Linked DNA regions of Homo sapiens: all the other regions are linked to region 1. The links are chromatin loops, found by intact Hi-C in ENCODE. Cell type or tissue: heart right ventricle. All regions are shown on one strand. Region 1 holds the start of LOC107985939 (a long non-coding RNA gene). Region 2 overlaps CCDC93 (CCC complex scaffolding subunit CCDC93). Region 3 overlaps CCDC93 (CCC complex scaffolding subunit CCDC93). Region 4 overlaps CCDC93 (CCC complex scaffolding subunit CCDC93).

Region 1 (5,000 bases):
TGGCTCTAAATGTCTTGCTGCAAATTCTCTTCTGACTTCCAGTCTCCATGCCAGAGCCCCTATGGCTGTCCAGCTGAATTCTCAGCTCTAAACTAAATCTTTCTTTTTTCCTGTCAATCAGCACCTCCTCCTGATTTCTGTTCAACTCCTATTTGCTGAACTCATACTCTGCTTGTGAGACATGAGGGAAACAAAGATAAATAAGATTCAGTCTATGCCTTCAAGAATTGTCTTCATTAGGGTTCCATAACTCCGGCACTATTGACGTTTGGGGCTGGATAATCTGTGTTGCAGGCGTCCTGTGCACTGCGGGATGTTCAGCAGTATCCCTGGCCTCTGTCCACTAGATGCCAGTAGCATTGTCCTCTCGGTCAGGACAATTAAAAATGTCTCCAGATGTTGTTAAGTGTGCCCTGAGGAGCAAAACTGACTTCAATTGGGAACCACTGGTCTAGATGCAGAGACATAAAGAAACAGAAAGAAAATTTCAGTATGAAGTAGATGTAAGGACAAGTACAGCAATGGTCTGTGAGGAAATTAAAATTGGAGGCTTTAAAAATACTTGTATCTACAAGGATGAACTGGCCAATAAGCTGAAGCTTAACCACACGAAATAATTAAAGGACATCATAAGACAGCATTTTCACAGGCGGGAAGGAGGAAAGGAGCTAACTAACACTTGTTTAGTCTTTGTTATGCAAAACCTGCTTTGCATTTGTTGATTTATTTCATTCTCACAATATACCAAAGTGTACAGCATGCTCTGCTAATGCCCACAGTGCTAGTTCATATAACCCTTACGGTATAAGGGCTGGATGGCGGTGCTGTCTTTCCATGTGACAGCCACGAGGCACAGGGAAGTTCCTTGCTAGTCAGTGACAGCACTAGAATTCAGACAGGAGCAGACTCCAGGGTCCAGCCCCACGCTGCCCCTTTGCCTCGGCTCATGCGGTTCACGTTGCCCGCACGCCTTGGCTTCTCTCTTCCTTTCTCCCCTTTGCTGTTAGAACATCCTTCGGGACTCAACTCCAACGCGGAGCCCACCCAACGCCGTTCTTGAGCGTTCAGCCCTTTAGATGGCGATTTCCTCGCTGTGGTACATTTTCCCCTGGATTTTCTTCAGATCCCTCTCACATGACTTTGTAGGAGGGGGCTGGAATCACTCCTGCACCCCCAGGCTCTTACTCTTAGTAGCCACACAAATATACCTGTGATGAGAATGGAGTCCAGGGCGCTGCTCCCAGGGAGTCTGACCTTTTTCAATGTCCTCACCCAAAGCCGCCCTGGTAACCGTCTGTTACCAGGGATGGAGGCCACATCCTCTGTGTCTTCGCCCCAGCACCTCCAGGCCTGGTTCGGGCCAGGCTCTCAGGCGCTGGCGGGTTCCTCCTGCCCGCATCTGAGGACACCAGCAGCCTTCCCTGGGGGCAGCAGGGAGGGAAGGGCAGCTCGGCCTGCGGAGGAACAGGAGGCGGTCAGGGAGCGGGAAAGCGCCCGGCCCTAGGGCTGAGCAAACCGCGCTGGCGTCCGGGTTAGGCCATCGCCCTCCCGTCTGCGGCTGACTCTGCGCTTCTCCTCCCTCACCGTGGCGTCCGGGTAAGACTGTCCTTCCCAGGGCTGCCGGGAGACCACCGTGGCGTCCGGGTAAGACTGTCCTTCCCAGGGCTGCCGGGAGACCACCGTGGCGTCCGGGTAAGACTGTCCTTCCAGGGCTGCCGGGAGACCTACGGCGTTGAAAGTGCAGGGGGCACTTGGTCCGGAGCCTCAGCAGCCTGGAGCCCCACTCCTCGCTCCACGTCCCCCTCAGCGCATGCTCTCGGCATGACTGGGTCGCGTGTTTGTCCCACTCTTCCCCTACACTCCGACCTTTCTTTCCTCAAGCTGGATAAAATGAACCCTCGATAGCGCTCCCCTGCCAGCAAAGGCAAGTCCAAAATCACCAGCTGCTGCTCTGACAAGCGTAGCCGGCCCCGTCGCAGCAGCTGTCCTGAGTCGGCACAGCCGAGAGCCCTCTGCTGGAGACGCCGGGAGCCGCGGAAGGGCCGGAGACTTCCCAGAAGGAGGCTCCCTTTTGCAGTTTTTTGGCCTAATGCCTCTGAAACCATGATTTTGATGGTGGGGAGAGGGTGTGAGAAACCGGTAAGTCCTAGAAAACTCTTGTTTCTGACCTTCTTCCCCTTTTCCTGATGTTCCTGATAATAGTGTCGTTAGGTCTTGTTTCTAAGATCTGACTTGGCCTGACTGTACACCTAATCCTTGTGTTTTCATTCCTTCCATTCTACGGATGAGGAAACTGAGGCACAGAGCAGGGAATTCACTTGCTCCAAGGCTCCTGTACATTCTGCCTGACTCCAGAAAGTGCTGCCTTGGGAGGTCTGACAACCCTTGGTTCCCCCTTTCCCAGCTGTGGACACTCCTCTAGAGGCTCTCAGCGATGCCAAGCATCCTGCTTTTGCCTGCCTCCCAAACCTCCAGAGCAGCTTCCCCATGACCTGTCCCGAGGTGGTGAGTTTGCCACTTGTTCTTTTTTCGACGCATCCTTGCCCTAGATGTTTCAAAGTCCTGGCCTTGCTCAAAATGTCCAATTTTCCCTGTGCCGAGGGGCAGGAGGCTCCAGGCAGGGAGGACAAGAATGGTGGCAAGCAACCTGGACATTTTGACAAAAAGAGGGAGAGAGAAACCAGACCTTAGCGGTTATTGTATCCTTGGGCTAATTATGAGCAACAAAAAGCCACTCAGTAATTTAAACTGAAACAGAATTAATTGAAAGGATATGAAATGGCTGCAGAACTAGGCTTGCAAAATAGGCAGGAACAAGGGCAGGTAGCTAAAGGGCAGGACCCTGGACAAAGTCATGGCACACACTCAGTCACTCTCAACCTGGTGTGAGCACGGCTGCTGCGGGGTGCCACAGCTGGAGCTGCCTGTTCCCAACACAGCTGCCTCTGGACCCTGGATGAGAAAGCTGCTACATCTACTGTTTCTGCTCCTGTTTTATTAGTTAGTATCTGATTCACTCTGGGCAAATGTATGTGATTAGCCAAACCCAGGTCACAGCCCCACCCTGGCTGCATGGGAGGCGTTTTTGCTTGTCTGATGGGAGGTGATCTCAGTAACCCACCAGTACTTGAAAGGTATTGTCTCCAAATAAAAGGTTGGATGCGGACTGGGTGAGGTGGCTCACGCCTGTAATCCCAGCACTTTGGGAGGCCGAGGCGGGCAGATCACGAGGTCAGGAGATTGAGACCATCCTAACATGGTGAAACCCCGTCTCTACTAAAAATACAAAAAAACATTAGCCGGGCGTGGTGGCAGGCGCCTGTAGTCCCAGCTACTCGGGAGGCTGAGGCAGGAGACTGGCGTGAACCCGGGAGGCCGAGCTTGCAGCGAGCCGAGATTGCGCCACTGCACTCCAGCCTGGGCGACAGAGCGAGACTTCGTCTCAAAACAAAACAACAAAAATTAGCTGGGCGTGGTGGCACATGCCTGTAATCCCAGCTATTAAGGAGGCTGAGGCAGGAGAATCGCTTGAACCCAGGAGGCGGAGGTTGCAGTGAGCGGAGATAGTGCCATTGCACTCTAGCCTGGGTGACAGAGCGAGACTCCATCTCAAAAAAAGGTTTGATGCTGGCTAGCCCCTTAAAACAAAAAATGTGTTTTTCCCTCCACAGAAAAGTGATCATCCAGTTAGAATTTTCCACATTCCCCTCTTATATTACAGGTACAGATGCTCTGAGTCCCAGAAGGGAGAGTGGCTTTTTTTCTCAAAGACATGTGGCCAAGGCAAATTGGTTTCTTCTTTGGTCCACCACCAATGGACAGGGATTGAATGGAGCACTGTGGAGGGATCTGGAGGCTTTGTTTGGTGCAAGAAGGTTCCATGAAGCTAGGCTGTCCTTCTTCTTCCCACACCAGGCATTCAAATGAAACAGCTGTTTCTCTCTCGAAAGTCCCAGCCTGTCTCTCTTCTGGGCAGCCCTAGTTTGTGAATGACTACAACGTACTAACACCATTGCCTGTGCTGGGCACTTTCACTTTGCAAGATGAGAGCAGAAAACATTTACTAAGAGTCTGTATGTGAATGGGTTCTAGTCTGGTTGCTCCCAAACCTAGCTGAGCGTGAGCATCACCTACATACCTCTGCCCTGGCAAAGGCCTACTGAATCAGAATCTCCTAGAGATGGGGCAAGAAAATCATAGTCCACTAGGACCCGAGGATGCAGGATTTCTAGGCTTAATAAAAATAGCTGGAATATTTGCCTGCATCTATCACATCATTTAGAAAACAATATTGCAACTGTTTATGCCTACCTTCTCTAATCTGTATCCATCCCAAGAAGGATCTGGGCGTATTCTTCTGTGTCCTCTGCAGTTTATGACATCTAACAGGCTTTTAATTTATGATGAATTAGGTTATCCAAACGCACACTGTTGTTGTTGCCACCCCATACTCAGTACAGTAACCTTGAAAACAGCATTAATATACTTGACAGCTACCTTAGGAAGGTGCTGCAGGACTGGACCGCTTTCCAAAGCCCAAGTCTGCTCTCCAGAATTCCAAGAGATCCAGACTGTTAGAAATCCTGTATGCCAAAGCCCAGACTGGCTCACGGTTTGGGATGAGCCTCTGTACCTGCTGCTGTATGGCAGCAAGTTTTTCACGTAGGATGCACGGAGGCCGGTACCATGGACAGAGCACTCAGCACCAGGGCACTGTCCTGAGCACTGCCTTCTGAAGGAGGTATTACTTTTGCTTCACTCATGAATCAGGCCCTGAGGTTAGCAAGTGGCACAGCTGGAATTTGAATCCAGGCATTCTAGTTACAGAGCTCTCACTTTTAAGCCCTGTATAACTTAGGGATCCTGTTTTGGGTATCTTGTTTTATTTATACAAAGCTGGCTGAGACTAAATAAATTTAGACATAGCAGTGTCATCACTTGCAGCCCACAGGACCCAAAGACTTACCTGCATGTAGTGATGTGCTTGGCTCCCCCACCTC
Region 2 (5,000 bases), 82 kb before region 1:
CCTTTCACCTGCCATGGTACCTTTTGTTCCCAGCTCCTCCAGGTGCCAGCCAGCAGGCTTGGTGGTGACAGCAACTGGAACGAAAGTTCAGTGTTGTTTTAATTTTTATACGTTACTCAAGTTGATTTCTCAGAAAATTGAAAACAGACCTTGTGCTGAGGACACGTCAATAAAAATTATACCTTCCCCTGCCCCAATGTTCATGTGAGTCACAGCATGCAGAGGGGCTGTGCATCCCCCTCATTGAAGGCACATTTGATGAGGCTACGCTGCAGATGGGTCATGGTCTGAGCCAGGAGAGAGATAGACACTGTTCCCTGCACTCAAGGCAAGTAGGGTGTCAGGAGGAAGAGCAGTAGGGTTTGCAGAGATCCAGGGAAACTTCCTGGAGGAGGCAGCATTTGAGCCCTATCTAAAGGGAGAATCGGATGTTGATAGGAAGACTGTTTTAAATGAAAATACACTATGATTAAAAACCCAAGAGAGTGCAGAGGAGTACAAGGCATGCATGTTGGGAAAGGAGGGAATAAGCTAGTCTCTGCAGGAGGCTTCAGAGACCCGTCTGGGAAGTAGGGCTGAGACTAGGCTTTGGAGGGCCTTGAAGGGCAGCTGAGGGTTGATTTTAATCCTTGGAAATGACCAGTGCAGATCAAACATGGAGCTCCTGCTGCCCTGGTCCTCAGGAGTCTGGTAACTCAGTCATGTTCTGTAGGTTTGTGCTCCATTTTGCATAAATCTTGCAAACATACCAGGTGGCAGGTTTGCACAGTAACACAAAAGCTTAAACATGTCAAGCAAGTGGGGCATTCAGCAGCCACAGAAATGTGTTCATTTTTAGTCCCTAATGGATGTGATTAAGCAGGGCTGATGTGTACAGATTTAAAAACACACACACGTGCTGGATTAAAAACAGCCACTGGTTTCAGTGCCAGGGCCAGCAAGGCCTACCTGAGCCAGGCGGAAGCAGCAGCTTGCAAATAGAAACTGCCACCTGCGAGCGCTTCTTGGGTCATGTGCAGCTCCACCTCAGCTGGTCCCTGAGCCGTGGTCATGTGGGGGTTTTGAAGGGCTAAGTTGAAGCAAGTAATTGCAAAAGAACAGGTGGCACTCTGAGGGCAGGGGAAGGAGACAGAAGTTTGACTGCGTTTGAAATTATTTCAGTCAGGGAAACATCTGCGTTGTCTTGTTAAGCAGCTTGTAGGCCCACCCCTGGCTAACTGAACTTTGTGAGCAGTTGGGGCAGTTATTTGAATATTTGTCCAAAGGTGGTAGGGAGGCAGATGACATTCTGGGGTTACTGGAGTCCACCTCTGTGCTGATGGGGAAAGTATGGCATGATGAATCCAAAGCAACCAGTAATTCTTTTTGAAAGTGCAGGCATTTATTTTGAGCTGTATTTCATAGGAGTTTCATTTGGTTTGGTTTTGGTATAGAGAGGTGTCCATAGATCTCTATTCCCTTTTTTTTTTTATCGACAAGGCCTACTACGGATAAATCAGTTTTTGTTGCCTGAATACACTTTGAATTAGACTACAGAAGCCAGTTTGAGCTCAAATTTCACACTTGCTGCAGACAACTCTCAGTGTGGACAGTGCCTTTCTGAGTAATTAGGATGTTACATGACTTTTTGGTGAAGCCGTATAGGGTAAGGAGATGCCCCAAGGCCCCTGATCATTTCAGAAGCCACCTGGAGCACCAGAAGGGGTCATCTTCCCAGGGCTATGGCTCTGTGTGCTTAGACAGACATAGTATGGAATTGTGCTCTAAGCCCACAGGCTTCTCCGGAGTTAAAAGGAAGCAAGAACATCCTTAAGTTACTTTTTCAAAATATGCGCTTCAGGAGGAACCAGGTTTCCCCAGGAGAGAGAGGCTCCCTGCTCAATCAGCACAGGGAGTTGCTAGCGGGCAGGCTGCCCAGTGCTGTGGAATCTCCGCCAGCCTCTGGGTTGGGGGCTCCCTCCCACTTCTTGCTTCTTATGGAGTACATGGGACTGCTCTGCTTTAAGCCGCGATCAGAGCTGTTGTGAGCAGGACAAGATTGCGTGATCACGAGGTGCGTGGGGAGATGCTAGGACATTTGTTGATGTCTTTGACCTGTGCTCCGTCTCTGTTGGATGACTGGGTTAGCTAACACCACTAGAGGGAGGTACAGAATGTTAAACAGTCGTCAGAGTCACACTGAGGGTTGTTTTAACAGAGGGCAAATTCCCAGTTTGTCAAGCATATCTCTGTTAGAGTCCGAAGTTCATGGTTTTAATGGTTCTAGCTCGTAGCCCTTAATATTTTCAGGATAGCTGGGTCCTGCCAGTGTCCGCTGAGTCCATCAGCACAACCAGAAGGTCCAGGGTCCAGGCATGGGAAGCATTCTCTGACAATACCGAGCCCTCGGGACCTCCTGAAACCTTGAGCAGAGGCTGGAGAAGACCTTCAGACAGTCCTTTTACTACCTCACAAAGTGCCATGCCCGGGACCTCAGACCTCAGGGTTGTGACGTTGTTGATGTTGTCAGGCCCCAGTACGTCTCTAGTGACCGAAGCAGACCTGCCTGAAAGGGCACTCCGGACAGTGAGCCCTGGCTCTAACCTGTGCCCTCATATTTCTGCTGCCTCATATGGTCTTGTTTGCCCACTCTGTAGGTGACTGATCACCCTAAAAGGGAGGTAGGTATCTAGCAGTAGCACAGTTACTTTGAGCCTGACCACTTGTTCTGAAGTGCAGATGTTGAAACATGCATTGAGGAAGAACACTTTAAGGAAGCACTTTATGATTTACTCATGGCTGGTGTTGGCCTCAAAGTAAAAGAACATCTTAATGCAGAACAGTACAATAAAGAGCCCCATAGGATGGATGCCATCATCTGTCCCCATGGTTGGGATTGCCAAGGAAAGTGCCTTGTTCTGTGCATCTTCAGAATCCCCCAGGCCCTCTCTTGATCCTTTTCATGAAGTCCAGAGCATTCCTTCTATTACAGGCTGAAGATGCATTGTAAAAGGTAATGCTATAATAGTATTCCCTCTTCTCAATAAATGTGCAAAACTGGAGAATCTGGTGCTGATCTGCAGCATACTTGACAACACAGGGAATACCGTGGATGTTCCACGCCAGCCTTACATCCGTCCCCATTGCCTGCCCATGTCCAGTGGCCCTGCGCAACAAAAGTAAGGGCTTGTCTTACCACACTCTCCCCAGCATCTAGCTCAAGGTAGATGACTGACTGGGAAATTCCGGTTGGATAAAATGGCTTTTCCACATTGCAACTTTGCATCTCTATTAGGAAAATTTAGATTGAACCTTTCCTCTACTTGATGCTTAGTTTGAGAACAGTTTTCACAACTTTAGAGGGTCTCTCTCAGAGTATGTTATACTGTAACCTTGAAGTTTGAGATGAAACAAGGTGTCAGAGGTTTTGAATCTTTCAAAGGAATTGCCTTTTACAGATTTTTTTTTTTATTCCCTAAGAAGGGAAAAAGAGAGGGAAGAACTACACTAATGTTAGAGATAAGGTATGTTTTGGCTCAAAATGTGTCATGAACCTAAAGGTAACTTGATGGGCAGAAATGTCTCAGCCATGTGAACCAAGAAGTGGGACCACAGTGCAAGGCTGTGGGTGGCAGCACTAGATACGGTGGTGGCAGGAGTGTGACATGTAGGCACTCCATGGGGGACAGCTGGACGGTGTCTATCAAAAGTGCAAATGCATAAGCTCTTTGAACTAGCAATGCTACTCCTAAGAATTGTACCTGTGTACAAGGTACTTGTGTACAAGAGTTTTTGTTGAAACATTGTAATAGCAAAAAGTTGGAGAGTGCCACCAATACAGGGGAATGGTTAAATACATTATGGCCAGCTTAAACAATGGAATAGTTTGTAGAAATTTAAAACAATGGATCCTGTGTGTGTGTACTACCATAGAATGGGCCCCAAGATGCATGATTAAGTGAGGAAAAAAGCCCATGGTATCCTAATGTTTGGAATGGAGAAAGTGTGTAGATGTATGTGTGTGCATATGTTTTCACACAGACGTATACACGTGTATATCATATGTCCACCTGCATATGCCTAGGATGTCTCTGGGAGGATATCTAGCAGCCCGGCAGCCTGAATTGCCTCTGGGAAGAGGGGTGGGAATGACTTTTCAATGTACACCTTTTGTACCTTTTGAATTTTGTACCATGTACATGTATTATCTATTAAAAAATAGTTCTTAATTTTTAATTTGGTATACTTTTCTTAATAGAACCAAAATGGAAGAAAATTCTGATTCTCTAAATCTGCTTTCTTAAAGATAAAGCCTTTGATTCAAAAGTAGTGAGACTCTTTCTTGGGTCTTGAGGCAATGGGCCATGCAAAGGGAGGTGTCCTTTTCTGGTGGAATAGAATGCGGCAGTGAAGCAGAGGCTGGCTCTTCTCACACTCTGGGAGCATGTTGGGCTGGCAGAGGGAGGGATGGGGATGGGGAAATGGATGGTGATGTGACTAATCACTGGGACAGACGGGCTGCTGCAGGGTTCCGTCCATCTTACAAAAATCACAGTGCAACCCTGGTCCTCTGACTTTTGGGGTACAAAAGATAGGCATACCTCTGAGTCATGATTCAAGGGGGGCTGTTAACATCCTCCAGAAGCCGTGCCCATCTTGTGTAGAAACCTGCTGTGGGTGAGCCTTCCCCACCCCTGCCTTCTTTTAAAAACCAACACAACTCTGATTTTGTCCAGCTCCGAGGTGGCCGTGTGTCAGCCCCAAGAGAGGAACATGACAGCTTTTCCAGTCAGGGGAATCTCACTTTTTTTGGCCAACTGCTGGTTTGCGGATGGATGTCTAACCCAGTTATGACCAGTTTTGGGGAGACTGCTGAACTTCTGGCAAAGACTTTCCTGATGATCAGTGAGAGATGCACTAGGAGAGCTTCACCCTTTCTTCCTGTGATAAGTTATGGAGGGGGGACAGGGTTTGAGCAACTTCAGCCATCTTGAGACCATGAAAAGAGACATCACAACACA
Region 3 (5,000 bases), 100 kb before region 1:
TTCGTGTGCTGATTTCTTTACTTTTACAGTTTCAGCAGTGCACAAAGAAACCAAGCAGTTCTTCACTTTATATAATACCCTGGATGATAAAAAGGTTTATTTGGAAAAAGAGGTAAGAACATTTATAAAAAGAAAATGGCTAAGCAGCTAACAGTGCAGTTGACTCCAGGAAGTCAAATGAACTTGATGTTTGGGACAGGTATGTTCAGCATTAGCAGAAAGAGTGCCTATTTTATATGCTAAGTGCTGGCATACCCAGTCAGAAAGTGCAAGATTCCTTGGGAACCCAGACTGTCTGCTGTGAAGTGAGACTGGTAGACAGCCATTCTAGAGTGCTGTGGGGGAAATGCCATTGTTAAAAGGAACACAATGGAAGCTCTGGAGTTGGTGAGACTAGTTTGAGATTTAAAGGAAGGGAGGAACCAGCTGAATGAAATGGGGGTGGTGGGCTTGTTATAGTTTACAGGGAGAAAATACCTGTTTAATCATCAGTGGCCGACAAAGGCGTGAACTAAAAGGTTTGTAAAATTCAAAGCAGGGGTGAAAGGGTCACTGTCACTCCCTTCGTCTTTTTTTTTTTTTTTTCTTGTCTTTTTTTTCTTTTATTATTATACTTTAAGTTTTAGGGTACATGTGCACATTTGCAGGTTAGTTACATATGTATACATGTGCCATGCTGGTGCGCTGCACCCACTAACTCGTCATCTAGCATTAGGTATATCTCTTTTTAACATTTAAAAACTCAGGTTAAATTAATGGCTCAGGGCTTTCCCAAGTTGATGACAAACGGTTGGAGCACAGTATGCAGATATGTCTTAATTTAAAAAAGAGAACAGTCCTGGTCTTCACCATGGCAGCATAGTGTCCTGAAGAGAACACGGGCTTTGGCGTCAGTCAGATTTGGGTTTATTTGGGTTTTAATGTGGCCTCTTTTTTCTCACCTGTAAAATGGGGATGACACCTAATTGCATTGATGATGATTATAATGCGGACAGAATGAGAAAATGTAAAGTTCCTTACACATGGTGGATTCTCAGTACATACTTGTTCCTACCCTCCCCCTCACCTTGAGGTTGATAGAATGTGTTTTCATTTTGTCACCTTGTAGTCTACACTAATTACCACTTTAATAAGGATAATATTACAAATGTATCTTTTACCTGAACCCAAATTGAGGCATCTGTAATTACTGTCACCTTTACTGCCTGCTGTCAGACAAACCAGGTAGATCTCTGTCATCCTAGAGGGTGCTCCTTGGGAAGCTGTTTTATTTTTTTCTGTATCCGGGGCTTACACAGTGGTAGGCGTATAACAGACATTTGATAAATGTTTGAATAGATGAATGCATTTCATGGGATTTGCATCAGACCTGGGGAATAGCTCTGTCCCACATCCTGGCCTTGGGGCCCTCCTACCTGGCAAAGGAAAGATTTGCCAACCCTGACTTAGGGATAGGCCAGCCCCTTCCCAAAGACCTTAAACCCCATTGACCTTCCTTCATCAGCAGTGTTTAAAGTTGTTCCACTGTTTAAAAACTAGGAATATTGCGAGGCAGACTGGGGAGCTGGGCTTTCTAATTCCAAGCCATGTTACCAGTTAGAATGTTACATTTGAATAAATTTGGTATTTTATTTTAAATGGATTTATGCCTATGATAGTTTAAAACCTTCCTGTGGAGTACTAAGGACAAGAAATATTCTACATTGCTGACTGTGAACCTAAAGTTCACATATGGTAATTACTTAGTTCTGAGGCCCCAAATTGAGTAGTTTTATGGCCAGAAAGATGACCCAGGTTTCCTTACTCCTGCCTCAGAGCCCTTCCCAGGACTGTATCATTGGGGCAGATAAGAGGATTTGCTGCGGGGCTAAGGCAGTGTCCACGGGGCCTTGAACAGTGCATCCCCTTGGAGGCACTCAGCCACCCAGCAGCTTAGCTTGTTGCATTGGCGAGAAGATTCTGTGGGAAGGAATAGGGTGTAAACGACTCTCACTTTCCACACTGTCTGACTCCCGTAAGCTGTTATCCTTGAAAATAAAGTGCAGTGTTTGGCAAGATAGAAAGGGCTGTGGTGGCAGTTTGCCTAGAGAGCCCTAGTGTTAGCTTAGTGTCCTCTCAGCTGGGATCCAGTTCCCTTCAAAGCACCTTCTCCCTACATTCCTGTGGGAATGCCCTGTAGGAAGAGGGAATTTTCTGTGAGAAGAAGGTGGATTCCCTGAGGAAATCTGTGAGACAGAACATGTGGCTAATTTTTTTTTCATATGTTACTTTAATCTTCATAAACAAGGCATGTGTTCCTTGCAGAAGCAGTATGTGGAGACAGGCAAGCTTGCAGCAGTTGCAGTAGTGTGGAAATCTTTTTGCCTGTCTTATAATTTCGTTTGTTTTTTTACTTCCCCAGATTAGTCTGCTGAACTCAATTCATGAGAACTTCTCACAGTAAGTACTGTCAGTCCTCCTTCCCACTAATACCCTGCCGGCCTGCGCTTTGAATTCAGCCCACCTCACATTGCTATAATGTGCTTGACAAAGGTACATGCAAGACTTAACACTGGGTATGTGATTCTTACTCTTTTAGCCCTTCTGCTAAGTATCTTGTTTACACTCTCCTTGAGTACCTGCAAAACTATAATGATAGTAGAGTGAAGGAAGAGCTGACGAAAAAAGTTAACTTTCAAATACTTTGACTGTACCCACCTACTAAAATCTCTCTGTATGTTATCAAATTAATATTTGTTAATGAACACATAGAGATGCTTTAAAATTTACATAATGGAATTTATATAATTTTTTAGATTTTTTAAATCTCATGGTAGATTTTTTTTGGTTAATGTGTACATTGTTCTCTAAAAACTAGATGTCAAGGCCCACCTGTTCCCAAATCAAGCCCTCAAGCATGTCCATTTGCCCACCCACCATCCAGCAGCCCCAGGACTTGCTCCTTGGAGAGCATGCTTCCCTTCTCTCTGGCACAAATCTCTGCTGTCCTCTGGCAGGCCCTTCTCTCTGGCACAAATCTCTGCTGTCCTCTGGCAGATGACAGCGGACACATTGTGACTGACATCTTATTGAGTTACAGGTTCTAGATTTTAAGCTTCTTTTCTTAAAAAAAAAAACAAAAAACCACAGCTTCCCCTGGTTTTAGGAAATCTCAGAATATGTCTCCCAGTTTCAAGTATCTGCCAATCCTCAAATTTTGTAAACCAAATGAAATTCATTACTTATGCAGTACATGCCGTATTTCAAATAAATAATGTTTTTGTTAATTTTAGTCACATTTTACTGCAAGAAAATACATATTAGTTATGAAAGTTACAGGGAAAGTATGACAAAAAAGATTAACATGCAATTATAAGACCAGGCTAATTTCCATGCCTTCTCAGAGGTTTAGCATCCTTAATTGCCTGGGATCCCAGGGGCCCCCGTGGCTCCACTGTGCGTTACAAAGACCTGATTGCCTCTCCTAAGAGTCATAATCTGGATACAGAGCTGACTGCTTGGCATTTCCCCCTGCCTCAGAGTCCTGTGTGCCGGTCATAACTCTACTGGTTTTTCTTTCAGGGCCATGGCCTCCCCTGCTGCCCGGGACCAGTTTTTACGTCAGATGGAACAGATTGTGGAAGGAATTAAGCAAAGTAGAATGAAGGTCAGATGGCTTCTTTTCTGTAATGCAGCCCAGGTTTTATAGTGGTGACAGGGAAGGTCCTGGGAAGAAAAGGCCTCTTCTGGTAGTTGGGGAGTGTGCCCTCAATCCTGAAAAGACACATTTCTACAGAGGTATTCCCACCATGCGTCTTACTCTGTAATGGGCAGGGCCTGTCTCATGAGCTGCCTACACCCAGGGGTTCAAAAGTTGCTGTTAGCAGTAGCTCCCAGGTATTGAACACCTATTGTGTACCAAGCATTGTGCTGACATTCCTAAAAGACCTCTGAAGTGAACAGTATCACACCCATTTTACAGATGAGGAGACCACCTTTCACCAGCAGGCTTCCGCTCTTGACTAGATTCACTTCCTCGGTGGATCTGTGGTACCTGACATTCCGCCACAAGAGATTCATTCCTTAGGAATCTTAGGATCTCGAGAGCATTTTGGTTTTCAGGAACCCTCTAAAAAAGAGAAATCATTGCTGAACTGAGTTCTGCCAAATTGAGAGGAAATTGAGTCTCAGAAGTCTGAAGAGAACAGAGAGGCCCCACTCAGTCAGGGTGCAGCATGGGATTTTCCTACAGAGACAGCTGCAGTTTCCTACCACCATTCTCAGATGAATCCTAAACAGTACCTCCAAATATCTCTTGCTTATGGTCCTGTTTTAAAAATGTATCACGCCAGAGTGGTTCTCCGACATGGCAGTAAAATCTTCCGGGGACGTTGGGTTTCTCCTCTTACGATCTTGGGGCAGAGGGCTCCAGTGAGTGATGCCAGAATGTAAACACATGAGAAAGAAAGAATTGTCCATAGGTCCTGTCATCATAAAAAACCCTGTTACAGAAGACAAACATTCAAGTTGCCTGTAATCTCATCTCACAAGAGATGAGCTAAGGGCAGAAGTGCTCCATATCCCTTTCCCTGTAGAAAAATATCATTAATCTCTCTGTGAATGACTTCAATAAAACGATGTCAAAGGAGGAGAAAAAAAGTATCACTAGTAACAAGCACGATTTCTCAAGACTATTCAGCCGTAAAAATGAGAACGACATAAGTCAGTGTTTGCCTATATATGCACACTCACCCAAGCCAGGATAGGCTGTCTTGCAGAGGGAGAATGCAGTCCCCTCTCAGTGACCTGGGGTATGAGTAGGTGGAGGGCAGAGAACCTGGCTGACCAAAAGCCTCTGACAACCCAGGTGTCAGTGTGTTAGACGCTTCCACCTTGCCATTGCTCTGCAGGAAGCTGCTCTGGTTCATAGTCAAGAACAACAGGAATTCATGGGGTTTTTTCCTTTGACTTCTGCTTCGTGTTTACAGAGAGCAGTGTAAACAGGAAGTGGAGGCCAAAGG
Region 4 (5,000 bases), 170 kb before region 1:
GCCTTGGCCTCCTGGGATTAGAGGTGTGAGCCACCGCACCTGGCCTATGCTTCTTAATCAGGCTGTTCATTAGCATGAATTCTTTGTCTTCTTGAGGATGCTTTTCTTGGAAGCTTCTGTCTTTGAGCTGATTGCTTCCTATACCTGTGGCACTCTTGATGTGCTGGTATTTCTTTTCATTGCATTTTTTCTGTGCTAGTTTTACCATTTCTTGGATCCCACGTGTGCTTTTTTCCTAAATTCCCCTTGAGTTTTCCAGTGGTCGTTAGGCCCTGTTTTCATTTCGATATCCTTAGGGAATATGGTAGACTCCCATCAGTGGCAGCATTCCATTATACTTTTAATAGATATGGGAACACAGTATTTTTCTATGTCTTCTCAATTCCTTGTCTATATTTCTGAAATCTAAAAGACACTGAAAACTGTTTTTTCTTCTTTTAGGTTTAGATACAAAGCTTATTTGGGAGCAAAACATAACCTGAATTGACTGAATTTATAGCTTTATTGATCCCACTTATGTGACTATTTATAAGTTTTGCTAAATAAATTTTTTTTTATTATAGAGTGTGACTCTAGATTTTCCTGGGTTCTTACATAATATATAATATGTATCCCTTAGGTATTCTAAGGAACTAAATCTAAAAAATTCAGAATTCTGAAACACATCTGACCCAAAGGGTTTGGATAAGGGATTGAGGATGTGTTATATTCCCTGGTAAGTGCTTGATGTGTGTCTCTTAAGTGCAGAGCCATGAACTGTAACTGTGGGCAAAGCTGGAGACGGGTTTACGTGACTAAGGACCCACCAGAGTCAGCAGTGCATCAGGTAGCTCATTCTTTATTATCTGTAGAAGACATGTTACAGCCACAGGGTACTGAGTCATCTAAAAATCTTTTCTGTTTGGTTTTGGAATGTGTTCTGTTTGGTGTTCCCCCCCACCATAGAGTTTCTGGTTAGGTGCAGTTTAGACTAAAACTGCCTTATGTTTGCCGTCTTCCAGTATATCTAGTCAATTTAATGGGTGGGCTGGACGTATGTCCAAGGAGCACACTTGCCTATTGACGGCATGGTTGTCTCTCAAGCTGTCTTCTTTATGTGCCCAATTGAGGCCTTGTTCTCTGTCATCTTTCTTTGCTGAGAGTTCCATAAGCTTCTATCCTCTACTTCTATCTTCTTCTGAAGCCCCATTAACAGAGGGTCCTATGGCCAGAGGCCCATAAATGGGATTTTACATTTATAACTGAGTTCATTTCAACAACAAACATTTTATTGGGCATCTGTGTTCCAAGCACTTGCATGTGTATTTTATTATTTTACCTTCACTACCGCTTTGAGTAGGGATTATCCCTAGTTTTATGATAGGAGTATTGGACCTGGACCAAGTTACTTGCCAAAAGTTTCAGAGTTGTGGTGGAACTTGAATTTAGACCCAGGTTTAATTCACTGTCTTTCAAGCTGTTTGCAGTGGAGAAGAAAGCAGTGCACTGAACACTCTTAAAAACTAAAGGAGTCAAACTAGTCACAGCTGGGCATGTTAAAATCTTAGTCTAGGAAACCGGCCTGGTGACCTCTGCAATTGCTAATTTCTGTGATTTTTAGGAAATCTGAAGGATCCACCTAGAGCCGCAGGTAGAAGCTGAAAGGGGATTGTTAGATTTCTGGAAGAAGTCTTTCTCACTTTCTTTCCCTACCCCCAGCCTGCCTGCATTTTCCTCCATGTCCTCACCTTGGCTGCCAAGACTGTCCAGACTTGGCAGTAATTTCTGAGAGGTGGGTTTAAGAGGGTTGTAAATCCTAGGATGACCCGTGATAGCCTTCTCTCTGGACCTTTATGAACTGGGTGAGTAGGCTGGCTCCGAAGAGTGGCCAGGAAATGCCATGTCTGAAGGCAGGGGGTTAGGCTGGATGGTGGTGTGGGTCCCAGCCTCTTGTTTTTAAGCTATTATGTATGGTTCTAGGCAATTGGTAACTCTATGCAAACCAATATATCTGTAGCCACAAGAGGGAGCTCTCCTCCTGCTGAACCAAAATGTAACTAAGGAAAGGCTGTATTGATCACGTGCCCCTGCATAGTTAGTTGGGACCTGCATTGAGCAAAACCAGAACTGATATTCATTTTCATTTGCTAAGCTTGGAGTTTAGGCAGCAGTACCAGTTGAACACTCATCTCTTCTTACAAGTTTCAAGGAAATTAAATAAGCTATGAGAGTCTGATGGAGATCAAAATTTTAAAAAAAGCTTAACAGAGAACCTTAGATATGTTGCCAAATGGGTTTGTTAGTGCTTCACTACCAAGCTATCCCATGTGAGTCCCAAGCAGACCTGGACAACCACTGGCTTCCCCTGTGGGGCAGGCAACATATCTTATGGCAGAAAAGATGCATGTGTCCCAAAGACAGGCTGCCCAGAAAGGAAGGGCACCAGGAGTGGCTGAGAGCTGCATGAAAATTTTCTTCTTCCTCTCAGGACTTTTGTTTTGTTTTGTTTTAAGAGACAGAGTTCCACTCTTGCCTGGTCTAGGGTGCTGTGGCGTGATCTTAGCTCTCTGCAGCCTCAAACGCCTAGGCTTAAGTGATCTTCCTGCCTTAGTCTTTTGAGTAGCTGGGACTGTAGGAATGCACCATTATGCCTGGCTAATTTTTAAATTTTTTTATGCAGACAAGGTCTTACTATGTTGCCCAGGCTGGTCTCAAACTCCTGGCCTCAAGTGACCTCCCTCCTTGGCCTTCCAAAGCACTAGGATTACATGCATGAGCTACCATGCCTGGCCCCTCTCAGGACTTGTGGATAAATCACTCTTCACCCCTTCCTCTGTTAGGGAGGAAGGGTGAGGGGGAAGAGGCAGCAAATATTCTCCTATATGCTTCCCTCCTAGGAGGAAGATACTCCCTCTCTTCTATGAATGTGTGCAGTGAGGGATTAATCTCCCCCCTTCCATATTTTTTTCTATTAACACATTGGATCTGACATTTGATCTTATGATCAGTGGGGTATTACTGTTGTCCTCAGCAGTTTTAACCTTGGTCCCAACTTGTGAAGCTATTTTCCAGATACCAGACACTGTTTCTTAATGTGTTCTCTAGTGCCCATTCCCTGGGGGGCTGTTTTAACTTTAGTTCCTAGGTCACCTAGTTACTGTTAATACTAAGACTGAGGGGTGAAACCTACTAAGTGAATCATAGATAAGACAGTAATAACTCTCACCCAGCCCTGAGTCAGATGTTCATCTTGAGGGTATCTGTCTCCTTGGAAGGATTATTGAACTGCAGAAAGATAAAGGTGGACAAGACTTCTCTGAACAAGAAACACTTTTGGGAGACCCAAAACTTGTTGAATTTGAAGCACCTAGTAAGTTCTAAGTGACCTTTGTTTACCTGGACCTTTGTCTATTAGAACATAGTACTGTATTTGTTTATAAGGCCACAGTAGCTGCTGTGACTGGCTAAGATTTTTTTTAAAGGGTCTTGTGTGGCAATGTAACCTATTCATGTAGGCTGAGCCAGAAGCTCCTATTTCTCCAGATGTCCACAAGGCCATGCCTGGTGACTGCTTCTCAATGTTCCCAGGCTACATACCATGGCTTTGGGGTCAGGCACACCACTGAATAGTATCTTTTCTCTCCCCTTGAGTCTGATCCAATTAAGATAGTATAAGAAACAGGAATCACATAGCTAGAGATGAAATGCCAACTGATTCGAGAAGGAGGTTTCAGGCTGCAATAAAACAGACTTGCATACAAATCCCTCCACCAGTGCTGCCATAAACTGTCCTACCCCAGCTCAGGCTGAGCTGAGAAACCTCCCTAGCAGGAGAGGATGCTTTCCTCCTGACCTACAGAGAAGAAAACTCTGAGGCCTCAGGAAGCCTGGTTCCTCCCTTCTCAGTCCCACCTTGTGGTCTTCTATAGGAGGAAGACTGAGGCGAGGTGTTAGAGAAAGGTCGGTGTCCCTTATAAGAAGCAGAAAATATCTCTTCTGTATGGAAATGAGAGTGAGGATATACAGTTCCTTCAACTCTAGAATTTATTTTAGAGTATCAAAAAATTAAAGGCTACTATTTATTTTAAAAATATCCTTGTACCAGAGAGTAGAGAACTCCAAATCTCTTTTGGAAATGGGGCTCCATGTTTCATGTTAATATTCTGGGTACCTGGTGTAAGGTCTGGTAATTATTTGTTGCCTGATATTTAGAATACTTTTTTCAAACTGTTAGAAAGAGTAGATCAGTAAAACGAAATGTAAAAAGAATACGGGGCACTAATAACTTTTTATCTTACTACATAAGGAAGTTAAAAAATAGTAACGACTACCTCTAATGTTACCATCATTTCACAAAATATTTTACATCCAAAAAAGTAGGAAGAAAAACATTATAGAATAAAGGATGAAGGCAGTTTTGTGACCACACACCTACACACCACCAAATTGTGCTTATTTTTCTCATTTTGCAGTCATCTAGGAGAAACTTGTCATGGTCTGGACTAGCCTGGCATGGAGAAGTCCCAGATCCGTCTGTGATGCTGCCCAGACTTTAGAGATGCCATAAAGGCTACTTAGTATGCCTCACTCTTTGCTTGTTACTTTTTCTGAACAGAGCTCTGTCAGAAAAAATTGTCTCGGTCCTGCCAAGGATGAAATGCCCACACCAGCTGGAGCCCCACCAGATCCAGGGGATGGATTTTATTCACATATTTCCTGTTGTTCAGGTGAGAGCCTCTGTGTGGTTTCTTGTCCTCTTAACATCAGAATTCCTGTGATGGGCCTGGCTTGTCCTGTAATGGGTCCGTCTGTCCTGGATCCTGAATGTAATGGGTGTGGCTTAGATTTGGTACAGCAGAACATGGTGGTGTTCGTTGTCGTCATCTTCAGAAGATTGCCAGTCCTGCATATACTCTAGTTTCATGCTGTCACCTGATAAGATCTTTGAATGTTCTCATCTGACTTTTCATTGCCTTTTTGGTAAAAACAGAACTCTGTAGCCTGGTATGCTCTGTTCCCTT

The links. Peaks named below come from ENCODE experiments on the same cell type or tissue, not always from the same donor. Only the 100,000 strongest peaks of a DNase experiment are listed, where the experiment ranks them.
Region 2: it touches region 1 in a loop (3.0-fold over the local background); 19 of 110 quality-filtered maps call a loop at or near these places.
Region 3: it touches region 1 in a loop (2.2-fold over the local background); 17 of 110 quality-filtered maps call a loop at or near these places.
Region 4: a loop joins it to region 1, with 14 times the contacts of the local background. A loop is called at or near these places in 92 of 110 quality-filtered maps.

What each region holds. Positions count from the first base shown.
Region 1 is chr2:117,833,109-117,838,108 of GRCh38, reverse strand. LOC107985939 (a long non-coding RNA gene) reads right to left here and starts at 4,378. Exons shown (of 7, transcript NR_158150.1): 1 at 4,312-4,378; 2 at 2,493-2,647; 3 at 1,585-1,724; 4 at 1,209-1,454; 5 at 1-451. In heart right ventricle, CTCF peaks have their summits at 1,818 and 2,021 (motif pointing left); DNase peaks (open chromatin) are centred at 1,988 and 4,674; H3K4me3 peaks cover 927 bases; H3K27ac peaks cover 803 bases.
Region 2 is chr2:117,914,786-117,919,785 of GRCh38, reverse strand. It overlaps CCDC93 (CCC complex scaffolding subunit CCDC93), which reads left to right. Exons shown (of 24, transcript NM_019044.5): 24 at 1-4,305. Among named protein-coding and RNA genes, the nearest start is that of CCDC93, 97 kb to the left of the region's middle. In heart right ventricle, a CTCF peak has its summit at 2,131 (motif pointing right); no DNase peak of the experiment used is centred here.
Region 3 is chr2:117,934,141-117,939,140 of GRCh38, reverse strand. CCDC93 (CCC complex scaffolding subunit CCDC93) reads left to right here. Exons shown (of 24, transcript NM_019044.5): 20 at 30-112; 21 at 2,402-2,439; 22 at 3,562-3,646. Among named protein-coding and RNA genes, the nearest start is that of CCDC93, 77 kb to the left of the region's middle. In heart right ventricle, no CTCF peak of the experiment used is centred here; DNase peaks (open chromatin) are centred at 2,068 and 2,953; H3K27ac peaks cover 2,679 bases.
Region 4 is chr2:118,000,527-118,005,526 of GRCh38, reverse strand. CCDC93 (CCC complex scaffolding subunit CCDC93) reads left to right here. Exons shown (of 24, transcript NM_019044.5): 4 at 4,595-4,706. Among named protein-coding and RNA genes, the nearest start is that of CCDC93, 11 kb to the left of the region's middle. In heart right ventricle, a CTCF peak has its summit at 2,001 (motif pointing right); a DNase peak (open chromatin) is centred at 1,927.